Regions from separate parts of the Homo sapiens genome. Here region 2 is linked to region 1. Evidence: chromatin loops called from intact Hi-C (ENCODE). Cell type or tissue: heart left ventricle. All regions are shown on one strand.

Region 1 (8,000 bases):
CTAACACAGTGAAACCCTCTCTCTACTAAAAATACAAAAAATTAACCGGGTGTGGTGGTGTGCACCTGTAGGCCCAGCTACTCGGGAGGCTGAGGCAGGAGAATTGTTTGAACCCGGGAGGCAGAGGCTGCAGTGAGCTGAGATTGTGCCACTGCACTCCAGCCTGGGCAACAGAGTGAGACACCATCTCAAAAAAAAAAAAAAATTGTGATTTCTGGGATCTAGTTGCTCAGAATGATGCTGAAGTGGAATTCTTTAAAGATCCACTTAGGACAAATAGTAAGTAACTCCACACTCGGAAGGGACACAGGTAGAGGAAAACTTATGACTGTGGAAGTGAATGGCCTGTTAATTTGGGGAAATACTGGGTTACCAGTGGACTTAGGGTGAGCTCCACAGCTAAGGATAGGGCCCAAGTTAGAACTGGGGTAAGGATGGGGTGGGCTTAGAATCGGGGTGAGGGTTAGAGCTAAAGTTCAGGGGAGGCCCCAGGTTAGGATTTGGGATTAGATCAGATGGAGGGGCACATTTGGTGCTTAAGGTTGAGAATAAACCTTAGGAATTAGGAATTGAGTTAGAATTGGGGTGAGTTAGGAATTTAGTTAGAAATGGAGTTAAAGTCACTCTTCAGGCCACAAGTCTTTGTGACTTTAGTAACTGAAAAGTCCATGGAACTGTGAACAGATGGGCAGGAGCTTCTCGACCCCCTAATAGGCACCCCAAGTTCAATCTGCCTTTTCCCCCAAATCCTCTTCTAGAAGCACCTGGCAGGGGCTCTGCCTGAGCTCACAACTCCAACAAGGTCAATGTACACCAATCGGATTGGAGGGACTGAGGAGTGGGCAATCCTGCCCAGGAGGGAGAGCATGGGACAACCAGGTAAGACAACTGGGTACCAGACACGATTTCACCATTTAGCACAAGTAACCTTTAATCTTCCCAACTGTCCTATGTGGTTACAGCCCATCTTCCTCCTACAGAGGAGCACAGCAGGGCAGCAAGGCTGAGTACCTCGTCAGGGTCATTAAACTTGTATGTGGCAGAGCTGGGATTTGCCTGCGGGGAGCCTGTGTCTAGACTGGCACCATCTGTGGCCTACATCATGGAGCGCATGGCCACGTGTTGGGGGACAGGCTGCCTGGTCTCTCCTTCTCTCCTTTCTGTGCTCTCCTGAGTTGTCAGTCTCAGGTGATGCAGAAGGCAGGTCTCTGGAAGCTACCCCCACCTTCTCATCCCTGTGCTTGAACTTTCATTTTAATTTTTTCATTTAGGGCAGTGTTTCTGGACCTTTTTATAATTATTATTATTGTCCTCTTAAGGAGCATTTTTAGCATCTTTTCCCAATTGTGCCTCCCTGTATGAAATTTTAATACCATAGATACACTGTACATTCCATAGGATTTTCTAGATACAAGATCGCATCATCTGCGAATAGAGATGGTTTTACTTCTTCCTTACATGGACATATGTATGGACTGTGAGCCTTTGGAGGGTCAGAAACCATGGTAATAGCCAAGATGGTCAACTGCCCTTCCTCCCCTGCCTTTTCATCCTCTGTGGGGTGATAATGCCTCTGTTGAGAATGCATGATTTAGGGTAAGGCCCCACCCCGTTACAATGTAGGTAAGAAGTGGTCACGGGAAGGAGTGGGTGGGATGCGGGCTGCACCTCTATGTGGGTGGAGACTAGGTGGGCCAGATGGAGGGAGATGGAAGGGAATGGAGATCCAGGTTTCTGAGAACACACTCGCCTGTAGTGGCCTTGGTCCTGGTCCCAGGCACAGGCACAGGCTGAGCCTGGGGCTAGGGGAGGAATGGGGCCAGTACCGTCACTTATTTTTGTCTCTGAATCCAGATGTCAGCTCCAGACCCGCTGGACCTGAATAAAGCAAATACCTGTGGAGACTCTGTTGAGAGAAGAGTCTAGAATTTCAACAGATTCTCCCCATACTAAAAGCAAACAAACAAAAACAAAATGAAACAACCAAACAAACAAAAACAAAAAACAGGAAGTTTGGACGTCTCTGTTCACCCTTACAAAATGCATTTGCTGTCAAGTGAGGGGAAAATTCCTTCATTCTTGGCTCAAGGAACTTCCTTAAACTAAGACCAGCTGCCTGGACTGTGCTAAATTCAGTTTATAAATATTATAAATATCCCAAACTTGATAGCCAAGCACATTACAAAAGCTAGCTAGCTAACCGCAGAAATTTTCCAAAATGCTAGCCAGTCAGACAAGTATGAGATATTGTGAAATCCTGTGTTGCTTGTCTGATTTCCTGAAATCATTCCTCTCAGACTGAGTGCAGAAGGCCTGGGGGTGGAATTCAGGAGCACTGACTATCTCCTACAGTTCTAGAGCCTTAAAGCCCTGGCCGACCCCAGGGTGGATTGATTGCACAGTAAGTCAGACCAACCAGCTGGGCGCAGTGGCTCATGCCTGTAATCCCAGCACTTTGGGAGGCCGAGGCAAGTGGACCTAGGGTCATGAAGAAGGTGGAGGCACTGAGGCCCTGAGTGATTTTATAAAGAACACCTTAGCAAATATCCAGCACTATGGGTTCACCTTCACTCAGGACCCACAAAGCCCCACGTTCTGACAGATTTTGTTTATCAGACAAATTGCACTTAGTCATGCTTCATTCATTTTTCTCGGAGACTTCCCAGGTTACATAGACCTGAGATAATCTCCCCATCTCGCCGTCACCCCCCACGAAGTCACTCCATGTTTCTGTTTGCAATACAGTCTTACATGGATCAATATTAGATTTTCATGGTGCTCTTTGCATTTTGCAACTATTGCTTAAGCTGGAGACCCAAAACGAGCACTAGCTTTAGAGTCAAAGACTCCTGGATTCCAGTTTCAGCTGAGAGACTGTGAGCACATCGCCAGCCCACTCTGATCCTGTATCCTATTTGTACAATCACCTATTTCCCATCAATTGCAAGGCTGGAAAGAAAAGTGCCCACTCTGGCCAGTACACGGTAGGAGCTTAGTAAGCTTAAGCTCTCTTGCTTCCCCACTACCCTAAAGTGTTAGGGGAAAGACAGATGTGGGGAATGTCACCTGGGAAGCTCCAGCTGTATGCTTCACAATCCTACTGAGAGGTGACAGCCTGCTGGCAGCCCTGGCTCGCTCTCGGGCCTCCCCTGCCTTGGCTCCCACTTTGGCGGCACTTGAGGAGCCCTTCAGCCCGCCACTGCATGGTGGGAGCCCCTTCCTGGGCTGGCCGAGGCCAGAGCCGGCTCCCTCAGCTTGCGGGGAGGTGTGGAGGGAGAGGCGCAGGCAGGAACCGGGGCTGCGCGCGGCGCTTGTGGGCCAGCGCGAGTTCCGGGTGGGCATGGTCCGCAGGCCCAGCACTGGGAGCGGCCAGCGGGCCCCGCCAGCCCCCCGCAAGTGAGGGGCTTAGCACCTGGGCCAGCAGCTGCTGTGCTCGACTTCTCGCCAGGCCTTAGCTGCCTCCCCGCGGGGCAGGGATCTGGACCTGCAGCCCTCCACGCCTGAGCCTCCCCCCACCGCCCCGCTATGGGCTCCTGTGCGGCCGGAGCCTCCAGGACGAGCGCCACCCCCTGCTCCATGGCACCCAGTCCCATCGACCACCCAAGGGCTGAGGAGTGCCTGCGCACGGCGCGGGACTGGCAGGCAGCTCCACCTGCGGCCCCCGTGCGGGATCCACTGGGTGAAGCCAGCTGGGCTCCTAAGTCTGGTGGGGACTTGGAGAATCTTTATGTCTAGCTAAGGGATTGTAAATACACCAATCAGCACCCTGTCTCTAGCTCAAGGTTTGTAAACACACCAATCAGCACGCTGTGTCTAGCTCAGGGTTTGTGAATGCACCAATGGGCACTCTGTATCTAGTTACTCTGGTGGGGGCTTGGAGAACCTTTATGTCTAGCTAAGGGATTGTGAATGCACCAATCGGCACTCTGTATCTAGCTCAAGGTTTGTAAATGCACCAATCAGCACTCTGTGTCTAGCTCAGGGTTTGTAAATACACCAATCCACACTCTGTATCTAGCTAATCTAGTGGGGACATAGAGAACTTTTGTGTCTAGCTCAGGGATTGTAAACACACCAATCAGCACCCTGTCAAAACGGACCAATCAGCTCTCTGTAAAATGGACCAATCAGCAGGATGTGGGTAGGGCCAGGTAAGAGAATAAAAGCAGGCTGCCCCCCCCGCCCCCCCCCGCCCCAGCCAGCAGTGGCAATGATGCTTAGATTCCCTTTGACGTTGTGGGGGTTTGTTTTTTTTGGTCTTTGAAATAAATCTTGTTACCGCTTGCTTTTTCAGTTCACGGTGACTTTATGAGCTGTAAGGCTCACGGCGAAGGTCTGCAGCTTCACTTCGGAAGCCAGCGAGACCACCAACCCCCCTGGAGAAAGGAACAAGTCCAGAAGCACCACCTTAAGAGTTGTAGCACTCACGGCAAATGTCTGCAGCTTCATTCCTGAGCCAGCAAGACCACGAACCCCCCAGAAAGAACAAACGCCCACCACCAGAAGGAACAAACTCTGGACACGCCGCGAGGCGTGTAACTGTAACACACACCGCGAGGGTCTGTGGCTTTATTCTTTAAGTCAGTGAGACCAAGAACCCACCATTTCTGGACACAATGCCAATGAAAATTCTGAATTAGGCTTCAGTTTACCATCTACAAAATGAGACAGGACAGGAGTGGGTAGGAAGAGGAGCTTGGCTTTGTTAGTTTAAAGTGGGCTGGTCTGATTGTGTAACGCGGGCTTTTGTTGGCTCCAGCCAACTCCCCAGGCAGGGCTTCACTTGCTCTGAATGTCTTTTGGCCAAGTCCATGGCTGTCGAGGGTTGGGGTGGGGTGGGGAGGCGGCGTGGAGGATAGTGGGGTGGGGGTGGAGGAGGGTGGGGGTAGAGGGGGGTGGGGGTGGTGGAGAAGCAGTTCCCCCATGTAACCTGCAGGTGGCACCAGAGCAGCGCAGGATCGTGGGTTCCGCTCCAGCCTTCCAGGAGACCCAGGCAGGGCGTGGTAGGGCGAGGCAGAGGTGGTGCAGAGCGCTCAGCTGCGCAGCAGCATGAGCGTGACTACAGATCAGGCCGCACCGTTTAAAATGGATACATGGGTCTTCTGGCTAACTTCCTGTCTTTGGTAGGGTGATCATATGCTTTATCATCCAAATCCAGACACTTAAGAGAGTGAAAGGGGCACTATAATAATTGCACGAGGACAGCAGACATAACTTTAGCTGTACCTTGCAAACCAGAACATATGGTCACCCTACCCTCCGGTCACTTTTTCTTCTTTGTTTCCATTCTTTTAATTTTTTTCCCTTTTAAACACACAGCATTATCTTTCCCTGAGCACCATTGTCTTTGCAAATGCTCTTGCAATCGGGATATTTTTGACCTGGCAACATGCATATTCAGTCTGAACAGTCTCTCTGAACCTACCCCAAAACCTGGTTTTAGCTTCCAGGCAGAAGACTCTGTTCCCTGGCTTGCAACCCCCATGACTCAAGAATGAAAGATGTCAGAAGATGTCACAGGTGGGACAGTGGCTCTTATCTCAATTTTGGTGCCTCTTTGCTAAATGTATTCCTGTAATTTTTTTTTTTTTTTGAGACGGAGTCTCGCTCTGTCGTGCAGGCTGGAGTGCAATGGTGCAATCTCGGCTCACTGCAAGCTCTGCCTCCTGGTTTTATGCCATTCTCCTGCCTCAGCCTCCCAAGTATCTGGTACTATAGGCACGCGCCACCATGCCTGGTTAATTTTTGTATTTTTAGTAGAGACGGGGCTTCACCACGTTGGCCAGGCTGGTCAGAAACTCCTGACCTCAGGTGATTTGCCCGCCTCAGCTTACTAAAGTGCTGGGATTACAGGCATGAGCCACTGTGCCCGGCCCTATTCCTGTAATTTTGTTCTGAGTGCTCATTTCCTTCGTCTCTTTTAATTTACGTATATTGGTTTATTGAATTGCAAGTAGACAAGTCCCATTAAGCAGGATTCTTGTATTTCCAAGATCATCTCATTACTCCATTCAACCCCAAATTAGCATGCCATTTATCCCCTTGTTTCTGAACCCTCTTCACTTAATAGTCTTGAAAACATCCATCCATTGCAAAAAGGACTCGAACTGTTTTCACGTCCATTTTTAGTTGATTCATTGATATCCAAGTAATGATTTGTCTAGGGGAGTCATTAGTAGAGAACTGTGCCGTTAAATTTAGTTTTATAGTTGGATTCTGCTAGTTAATATCTCTCTCTTGTCATTCTCACATTGCAACAAATGACTATGGTTCCTGTCTTAACCTAAAATCCAGGTTAGAAATTTGGTTTTATCTGAATAAGATATTAATAGATAATGTGAGAAAAATAATTTACTGAAACTTTTCTCAGCTAAGAATGACACTCGTCGTCATTAAGCAAGTGGAAAATTGGGCTATAAATATATAAACTCTTAAAATATTATGTTTAGAGACAAGGTATTCCTTTTTTTTTTTTTTTTTTTTTTTTTTTTTTAGTAAAGCATATTTGCTATGGTTGGAATGATTGTGTCTCCTTTAAAATTCATACTGGAACTTAATCCCCAATGTGATAGAATTAAGAGGTGGAGTCTAGGAGATGACTAAGCTGTAAGGGAGGAGCCCCCTCATGAATGGGGTTAGTGACCTTATGAAAGGGCTTGAGGGAACTACCTAGCTCTGTTTTCTTTTGTTTTTCTGTCCTTTCCACCATGTTAGGACACTGTTCAAGGTGCCATCTTGGAAGCAGGAGCAGCCCTTGCGAGACTACAAGCCTGCTGGCCCCTTGATCTTGGACTTCTCAGACACCAAAACTGTGAGAAACACATTTTTTTTCTTTACCCGTTACCCAGTCTCAGATATTTTGTTATAACACCACAAATGGACTAAGACAGTATCTTACATACAGTGAGGTGCATATACCTAAAGTTACAACTTTGTACTATCGTTTTTTGGTTTGTTTTTTGTTTTTGAGATGGAGTCTTGCTCTGTTGCCCAGACTGGAGTGCAGTGGCAAGATCTTGGCTCACTGCAACCTCTGCCTCCCGGGTTCAAGTGATTCTCCAGCCTCAGCCTCCTGAGTAGCTGGGATTATAGGCGCCTGCCACCACGCCTGGCTAATTTTTGTATGGTAGTAGAGATGGGGTTTCACCATGTTGACCAGGCTGGTCTTGAACTCCTGACCTCAAGTGATCCACCTGCCTAGGCCTCCCAAAGTGCTGGGATTACAGGTGTGAGTCACCACGCCCAGTCAACTCAATAGTATTTACATATGTGCACACTCATGTAACCAACACTCAGCTCAAGATACAGGATGTTCCCATCAGCACAGAGGGCTCCCTCTTGCCCCTTCTCAGTTGCTGTCCCCTCACAGTTAACCAGGATCCTGACCTCTGTCACCATGGATTAGTTTTGCCTGTTCTTGAACTTCATATAAATGGGATCATTCAGTATGTGCGCGTTTGTGGCTGGCTTCTTTCATTCAACAGAATCCTGTGAGATTTAGCCACGTTTTGGGTACTGGTAGCTGTTTATTTTTCTGGTTGTGTAGTTTTCCATATTTCATTTATTACCCTTCTATTTTTGTCTCTAACTCAGTGTCTTTTGGGGCCTATTGGTCCTTTTTAGCTAGATTGATACTAAGCGTCTTCTTATCAGTGGAGCTTAGGACATTTTAGAAGATGAAAGCCTAATAACCCCAAGCCCCCCAATCTTAAGCCAAGTTTCCTCCTCACGCCTGCTTCAGTTGCTCTTCTTCATGTGGTATTTTTTCCCTCACAAAACTGATGGAAATTAAGAAACCCAAAAGCTCTTCATCATGTTATCAGCTTAGGGACGCTTGTCATCTGAATAACAGGGTAGATATTTATCATCTGAAATGTTAAAATAACTAGAGCAAACACTTATATAGCACTGACTGCTGTTCACAGTGCTTTACATATATTATTTTCCTCAAAACAGCTCTGTGAAATAGACACTATTATTGTCATTCCCACATTTTAGAT
Region 2 (8,000 bases), 280 kb after region 1:
GGTGGTTGTCCTCCTTTTGAAGCCCTCTTGCCAGCCTGCTCTCGCCGCTTTTCCTCCTACCTCTCTGGCAATTGCGCTAGTCCTGAGAGCTCCTCTCCTACCACCCCTTGTCCTTGAACCCCCTCCTCACTCCACAGTTGCCAGACGCTGAAAATCTGCTCCCTTCCCAAGGCTCCAATGGAACCAGGGCTGTCCTGCCACCTGTCCCCCACCAGGATTCACTCCAGGCTTGATCACCATCAGCCACTGCTGGCCTCCTGCACCTGAGGCCCTGCAGGTACCTCACCCCTAACACGCTCCTCCCCCAACCCAGCTCCCCCTCCTTCCCACTCCAGACCTGCGCCTCCTCCACCCAAAGACCCCAGCTCCTCCTCTCCTCATCCCCCACCTCCTCCTTCTCCCCTCTTCCTCCTTCCCACTCCAGGCATGCACCTCTACCAAAAGGCCCCAGACTTCTCCCACTCCTCCCCCTCCTCCCCCACCTCCTCCTCCTCCACACTACAGGCATGCACCTCCTCCACCCAAAGACCCTAGCCCCCTGCCAACCTCCTGCTCTGCCATCCCCAACCCTCCTCTTCGTTGTTCACTTCACTCTGTCATGCTGAGTCCTCCTTGGTCTGCCTCCACCCAGCAAGGGTCCCTGGCTCCCTGCTCTGGGCCTCCATTCATTTCTCTGTCCATCTTGGTGGCCTGAGGCATCTTGCCACAAACCCCCTCCAGCTTAGGCCCTTCACTGGCCTGCAGGATGGAATCCAAGCTCCTGAGATTGGCCACACCCCTACTTACTCCCCAACCAGCACTCTGCCCTCCAGGAAGTCACCGACTTTGTTCCTGATCATACACTCTCTCTCCTCCCTGCCTTTGCCACAGTGTCTCCTCTGCCCAAGAGCCCTCTCCCCTACCCCGGGTAACACCTGCTCACCCTCCTAGAGTGAGCTCAGGCTATCACCACCTCCAGGAAGGCTTCCTAGACCTGGGGCTAGGAAAAGAGACTCCTGTAAGCTCTCCTCTGTCACAGATGTCACTGCCATCTCCTTGGTGTAGATGGGAGACCATCACAAGCAGGGACGGTCTGGGCTGGTCTGGGCTCCATGGCCCCAGTGTGGACATGGCCTTCAGCAACTGCTGATGACTGTGCTGCTTCCAATGTAGCCTTTACACTGAGTCTCTGTGACCTTGGGAACACTACTTCCAATCTCAGCTTCCCCATTTTACAATGAGTTTATAAGGACCCTAAGTAGCCACAGGTGTCATTGGATGCAGTGCCTCAGATTCTGCCAGAAGCACTTCTTATTTTTTTGCGGGGGGTGGGTAAGGGTTAAGCATTACCCTCTTTAGGCCTCCTGCACCCAAGGCCCTGCAGGTACCTTACCCCCAACACACCCTCCCTAACCCAGCTCCTCCTTCTCCCCACTCCCAGCATAAAAACAAAGACAATCGCCATTCCTCCTCCTTCGTGGGAACTGGTCCTCAGTTTCTATACAATGAAAGTAGTCACATCATCATATCTTCTGTGCCCACTGCCCAGGGTTATAATAAGAACCATTAAAAGTGCGACGGCAGGCAGAATGGCTCATGCCTATAATCCCAGCACTTTGGGAGGTCAAGGTAGGAGGATCTCTTGAGGCTAGGAGTTCAAGACCAGCCTGGGCAACATAGCAAGGCCCCATCTTTACAAAAAATTTAAAAATTAGCCAGGCATGGTGGCACACACCTGTAGTCCCAGCTACTTGGGAGGCTGAGTCAGGAGGACCACTTGAGCCCAGAAGTTCGAGGTTGCAGTGAGCTATGATCATGCCACTGCACTCTAGCCTGGGTGACAGAGTAAGTCTCCATCTTGGAAAACAAGAAAGCACTCAGAAGGTGGTGGAGGAAAAAGAGATGCTGTTGCCAGGCACCCTGTGTGCCAGAGCCTGGGCTGGCACTGTTCATGCCCCCTCTCTCTCCACAGCAACCCCCCTTGGGGTGGGGTGATTTTCCCATTCCACGGATGAGGACGCTAAGGCTCAGAGAACAGCCTCCCTTCCAGAGCCAAAGCGAAGGTGTCGGTGCAGCAAAGGCCACCAGCGCTCAGTGGCAGTGGGGCAATTCAAACCCAAGGACACCTGACATTTCTCACCTGGGCAGGATCTGATAGCTGGGTCTTGGATGGGGAAAGCGCAGTGTCAATGGGTGAGGAGAATGCAGTGGGCACTAGCCTTAGGCACAATGGCTTTGGAGTCAGTCCTTCTAGAGGAGGCTAAGCCTAGGGACAAGACAGGGAAGTGGCTGGTGCCTGACCCTCCCCCAGCAGACTGGAAAGTGGGGAGGGGGCTGGAGGGGAGGGATTGGAGCAGGGGAGTCAGCAGGACCACAACAGGAATCTGGGCCATGGTGTCCTTCCTGTTCTCAAGGCTGGGCTGTGACGCAGAGCATGGCCCTGGGGGTTGGGGAGGCCCAGCTCCAGGCTGTAGGGAGTGGTCAGGGCTGCTCATCTGCAGGCAGTGTCCTCCCAGACCAGCTGTGCTGCTCAAGGTCACTGCTGTGCGGGTGGGGGAAGCCGAGGAGGGAAAGCAGGTCCTTCAGTTTCCCACAGATGTAGAGGGAAGAGAGCATACAGACTGAGGGGTAAGCCAGGGCCGAGATCCCTCTCCATGCCCTGGGGGAGCCCTCTCTCTCAGAGAGCAGCCAGGCTTGGTGGGGGAGGGGGATAGGCACCTGTGGAGGCCTATAGGACTAGTCTCCGAGGAGTGGAGTCCAGCAGGGACCGTCTGACTGAGACAGGGACGCGGCCTCACCAGAAGCCATGCTCTCCCTCCATCTCCTTCCTCGCTCTGGGCCCCAGCTTTCTTTGTCTGTCAAAGCGAGGTGTTAATAACAGAGCTCTGGGCCAGGTGCGGTGGCTCATTCCTCTAATCTCAGCACTTTGGGAGGCTGAGGCGGGCAGATTACCTGAGGTCAGGAGTTCGAGACTAGCCTGACCAACATGGTGAAACTCCATCTCTACTAAAAAGACAAAAATTAGCTGGGCGTGGTGGTGCACGCCTGTAGTCCCAGCTACTTGGGAGGCTGAGGCCAGAGAATGGCTTGAACCTGGGAGGCAGAGTTTGCAGAGAGCCAAGATTGTGCCACTGCACTCCAGCCTGGGTGATGGAGTGAGACTCCGTCACAAAACAAAAATAAAAATAACAGAGCTCTGCTCATGCCCCAAAACAGCTGAGTTGGAGAACAGGAGGGTCTTAGAAAAAATGACCCTCTGAATGAGAAGAGGGGGTGATCAGACCCATGGGGTGGGCTGAGGAACTGGCAGCCCCCTCCCCCAGGACTCACTCCATGAGCATGCTCACAACCCGGTTATGGACAGGATCGTATTAATTTGCCACATGCACTTTCCTTTCACAATAGAGCGTGGCCATCTCTGTGTGTCAGTATAATAAAATCTGGGTCATCCTTTGTGACCACAGCCTGTGGTGCAGAGACTGAGCATGCCCTCATATAAGACCACAAGCTGTGCTGCAGTGAGCATCCCTGCATGCATTTTCCTGGATGTGTGTGTGCGTGTTTCGCTGGAAGCCAAGAAAACCCATTTGGATGCTGCTGTAATTGTCCAGGGCAGATATGCTAAGAGCTTGAACCAGGCTGGGCAAAGAAAGAAGGGGCCAAATTTCCTTTGCCAAAATATCGTGTGCTTCCTTTGGTCAGTCCCCCATCAGTAATGGGCTGCCATAAACTGAAGATTTAGAGCACAGCAAAGGAAGGGCCTGGGAGCTCTGGGGGCAGCAAGGAGGAAGAGGAAGGGGTCTGACCTGTTGATTAAAGCAGTGATTAGAATAGAAATGGGTGTGGAGGAGAGCAGCAGCCTCCAAATTATACCTGCCTGGGCAGGGGCTTCACGCACCAACTCTTGAGCCTCACAGCAACACCAGGCATCTCCGTGTGAGGACTCTGAGGCTCAGAAAGGTGAAGGGGCCTGGCTGAACTCACACTGCATGTGAGTGGCCAAGCTGGCCTGCTGATCTGGGCCTGACTGCAAAGCCCTGTGTGTGTGTGGTCTCTAGACAGAGTCTCTCCATTAACAATGCTGTCCGAGGACACCAGATGGGCAGATCTGGAGGAGCCAAGACCTGGAACTCAACAGGGGCAAGTGCTGGAGAGATGAACCTGGCACTGGTGCAATTAGAGGGAGCCCAACCAGAAGGCTAGACAGTGGCAGGTGACAAGTGGTGTCTGGTGGGCCCCTGCTGCCAGGAGACCCCTGCTCTCGAAGCCATGGCCTGCCATGCAGCAGGTGGGAGGCAGTGGCTGAGAAGGCAGGCCATATCCGCAGTCAGCATGAGGCCCAGGTGGTTGCTGGGGGCCGAGCTCTGCTTCCTGGAGGTGTGAGTCCCCACCCGTATGTACACAGCCTCCCACAGCTTCAGGAAGCCCACAGCCACAGGGGCTCAGCAAACGCAGGAGCAAACTCACTTCCCCATGCCCATTTCCTCCCCCATCCCAGCTCCCACCTGCTGTTCCTCCATCCAGACCTCTCTGGCTTCACATCGAGGTTGCAGTGAGCTATGATGGTGCCACTGCACGATCCTTTTCTATTTTGTGCTGTTCAGATTTAAGAAACTCCCTTTGTGAAACTTTATAAATAACAGTAGGGAATTTCTGCTTATAAAACAAATGCATATAAATATAGCCTATTAATTTTCATATATATATATATATACATGCACATGGGCAGGCATGATTTTTTCTCTCGATTGGGGATTGCACTGATCATTCCTTTTTGTAGCCTGCTTTTATCACTTCTCAGCGTATTGTGAAGTGTCCACATATGGAGGCCTCATGGCAGAATTGCACGGCTCTTCAGAACAGAGGCTCAAGTCCCTGCAGGCCTGGATTTCAGACCCTGGCTCTATCACTAATCAGTCTTGTAACTGAGCAAGTTACTCACCTCTCTGGGCCTTGGTTTCCGCATTGGTATAACGGAGATAATAGTACCTATCCACGCAGGTCTGATGAGAGGACTGAGGGAGGGCACATAAAAAGCTTAGAAGAAGACCTGGAACACAGTGAATGCTCAATGAGCATCAGACATTAGGATTGCTGTTGTTCCTGACCTCATGGCTGACTCCAGCCCCCAGCCCCACCTCATACCCCACATCCTGTAGCTGGATCCCAGCCTCCACTAAGCTCTAACCTGGGTCTCCCAGGGTGACCTTGGGTCCTCTGACTACTGAGCTGTTTGGAGGGCTGATGCCCAGTCACCTTCCAAGTGGCATCCAGTGGGATTTCTGAGAGGTTCTTCCCTGGGTTCTCAGTGACGTGAGGAATGAGAGGAGTTAGAAGATGGGGAAGGAGGAGGGAAAAGGTGAAGAAATAGCTATGATCGAGCCAGACCCTGCAAACCTGGCCCTGGATCTTCTCAAGTCTCCATTGCCCATAGGCCTCCTCCCCTGTGTCCACACCTGGGGTTTCCCCCTGAGTTGGTATCACAGGACGTGATGTGGCCCCGGGGAGAGAACATTAGTGTGGCTGCCCTCACATGGCCAGGATGGGTGAGGATCAAGTCATAACCACCCTTCCAGGGAGCTGCTAAGACTTAGGGCCATGGCTTGGGGCTCCTGGTGCTCACTGGCCTTGTGGGGGACCCACTGACTTTCAAGTGTAGATGTGGATGTGGGACCAGGGTTGCTATGGGGCAGTGGGCTCAGCTCTGGGCTCTGGGATCCACAGGAGATGAACAACTACCGGCGGGCCATGCAGAAGATGGCAGAGGACATCCTGTCTCTGCGGAGACAGGCCAGCATCCTGGAAGGAGAGAACCGCATACTGAGGAGCCGCCTGGCCCAGCAGGAGGAGGAAGAGGGGCAGGGCAAAGCCAGTGAGGCCCAGAACACGGGTGAGGATGTGCAGGCCACCAAGGGCACCCGGGCTTCTGCCTGGGCCCAGGCTCCAGGTTGTGCAATAGGGTGGCTGGGAGCTTCTCCCAGATGTGCATGCTGCTGGACTCTGGCAAATAGGAGCCCCTCGCCCACAGACACTCACACAGTCCCTGCCCAGCTGGGTCCTCTCAGGGATGGGAAACAGAGAATCCAGTCCCGTCCCAAGCCCTCGGGCCAAGGGATATCTGCCTTCCTGCTACTGACCATGCTGATTTGAGCTGGGAGAGGCTTCCTCCCTGAGCCAGCTCCCCAACCCACCTAACAGTGTCCATGAAGCAGAAACTGCTGCTGAGTGAGCTGGATATGAAGAAACTGAGGGACAGGGTGCAGCATTTGCAGAATGAGCTGATTCGAGTGAGCTGGGGCTTGTGGGGGCAGAGGGGAGGGAGCTATGGTGGGGGAGCATCGGGGTGAGAAGAGTCTGGGAGGAGAAGGGAGAACAGGCACAGAGGGAATGGAAGCACGGAAGAAAGGGGGACCAGCCTGGTGGAGGATTCAGCAGAGGGGCCGAGGTGGACCCTCAGGGCCAAGGTGGACTCCCAGGCACCCATTCTCTCCCCTTCTCTCCTCCCCCATCTCACAGAAGAATGATCGAGAGAAGGAGCTGCTCCTTCTGTATCAGGCCCAGCAGCCACAGGCCGCTCTGCTGAAGCAGTACCAGGGCAAGCTGCAGAAGATGAAGGCGCTGGAGGAGACTGTGCGGCACCAAGAGAAGGCAGGTGGCAGAGGGGCTGCCCCCGAGGCCAACTGATGATGGCAGAGTAGGGAGCCCCTGGGCCAGCCCAGCCTCTGCTCTGCTCTCCAGGTGATCGAGAAGATGGAGCGGGTGCTGGAGGACAGGCTGCAGGACAGGAGCAAGCCCCCTCCTCTGAACAGGCAGCAGGGAAAGCCCTACACGGGTGGGTCCACACCCTGATGTGATCAGCTCCCCAGCTTCTGCTCCACCCCTGGAGGCCCTGCCTTCCTGGAGCCTCTCAGCTTCAGGAGAACCTGCGAAGAGGTCCCCTGCACTCAGTTATGTCTGTGGGCCTGGGAGACCCAGGATTGCCCTGCTCCCCTCCTCATTCAGGCGCCCCATCCAGAGATCCCCTGAGCTCCCTCCTTCCCTGGAAGCCCCTCAGAACACAATTGGGATGCAGTGTGAGCCAGGCTAGAAAGAGGGTGGACCTCCAGAGGAGGGCCCTGCAGACTAGCACAGCAGAGAGGGCCTTCCCCTGAAGAAGGGCCACCTGGGGCAACACTTCCCAGCTCCTAGCCCCAGGATCCGTCGAATTATTTCCCCATACCGCCAAAGATTCTGCCTCTGCAAAGCAAACAAACAAAAATACTTTGATTAAATCAATGATCTGGGGCCAGGCGCAATGGTTCATGCCTGTAATCCCAGCACTTTGGGAGGCCGAGGAGGGCAGATCACTTGAGGTCAGGAGTTCAAGACCAGCCTGGCCAACATGGTGAAACCCCATCTCTACTAAAAATACAAAAATTAGCTGGGCATGGTGGCGGGCACCTATAATCCCAGCTACTTGGGAGGCTGAGGCAGGAGAATCACTTGAGCCCAGGAGGCAGAGGTTGCTGTGAGCCAAGATTGTGCCACTGTACTCCGGCCTGGGTGACAGAGGGAGACTCCGCCTCAAAATAAATAAATAAATAAATGATTTGGAGGTTTTCTTCCCCATCGATATTAACCAAAAGCCACCTAAAACTGCCAATCAGCCTCTGATAAGCAGAAAGGACCAGGTAACACCATATCAGGCCAGCCCAAAGCAAGGGATTTCCCTGAGCCTGCCTGTGCAACCTCACCCAGGGCCCCTGTGTGCCCAGCCCTGTGCTTAGCCTTCACCGCTGAGGGTCTCAGGGGCAGGAGGGTGTTTCTAGGAGCCTTTAGAATGCAATGAAAGCTGGGCTGGCCTTTCAGGAAGCCTGAGGTCATCCAGGAGTCTGGATGAGACTGAGAAGGCAACCTAGGGAGGGGAAACAGCCAGATCAAAGGCCCAGGGAGTGAGAAGAATTCCAGGATCAGAGAAGGGAGGAAGAGAGAGAGGTGAGGAGCTGAAATACACTGAAGACAAATGAGGAGTTAGAGAGAAC

The links. Hi-C counts contacts between places; a loop is a spot of excess contacts. Peaks named below come from ENCODE experiments on the same cell type or tissue, not always from the same donor. Only the 100,000 strongest peaks of a DNase experiment are listed, where the experiment ranks them.
Region 2: a loop joins it to region 1, with 4 times the contacts of the local background. A loop is called at or near these places in 45 of 110 quality-filtered maps.

Annotation. Positions count from the first base shown.
Region 1 is chr15:74,049,265-74,057,264 of GRCh38, forward strand. No RefSeq gene overlaps it. Among named protein-coding and RNA genes, the nearest start is that of GOLGA6A, 29 kb to the right of the region's middle. In heart left ventricle, a CTCF peak has its summit at 4,974 (motif pointing right); DNase peaks (open chromatin) are centred at 1,720, 2,377, 3,436 and 4,977; H3K4me3 peaks cover 261 bases; H3K27ac peaks cover 3,626 bases.
Region 2 is chr15:74,324,486-74,332,485 of GRCh38, forward strand. It overlaps CCDC33 (coiled-coil domain containing 33), which reads left to right. Exons shown (of 19, transcript NM_025055.5): 12 at 5,704-5,869; 13 at 6,178-6,266; 14 at 6,496-6,627; 15 at 6,718-6,811. Among named protein-coding and RNA genes, the nearest start is that of CCDC33-AS1, 8.8 kb to the left of the region's middle. RefSeq lists an enhancer at 3,703-4,204. In heart left ventricle, no CTCF peak of the experiment used is centred here; no DNase peak of the experiment used is centred here.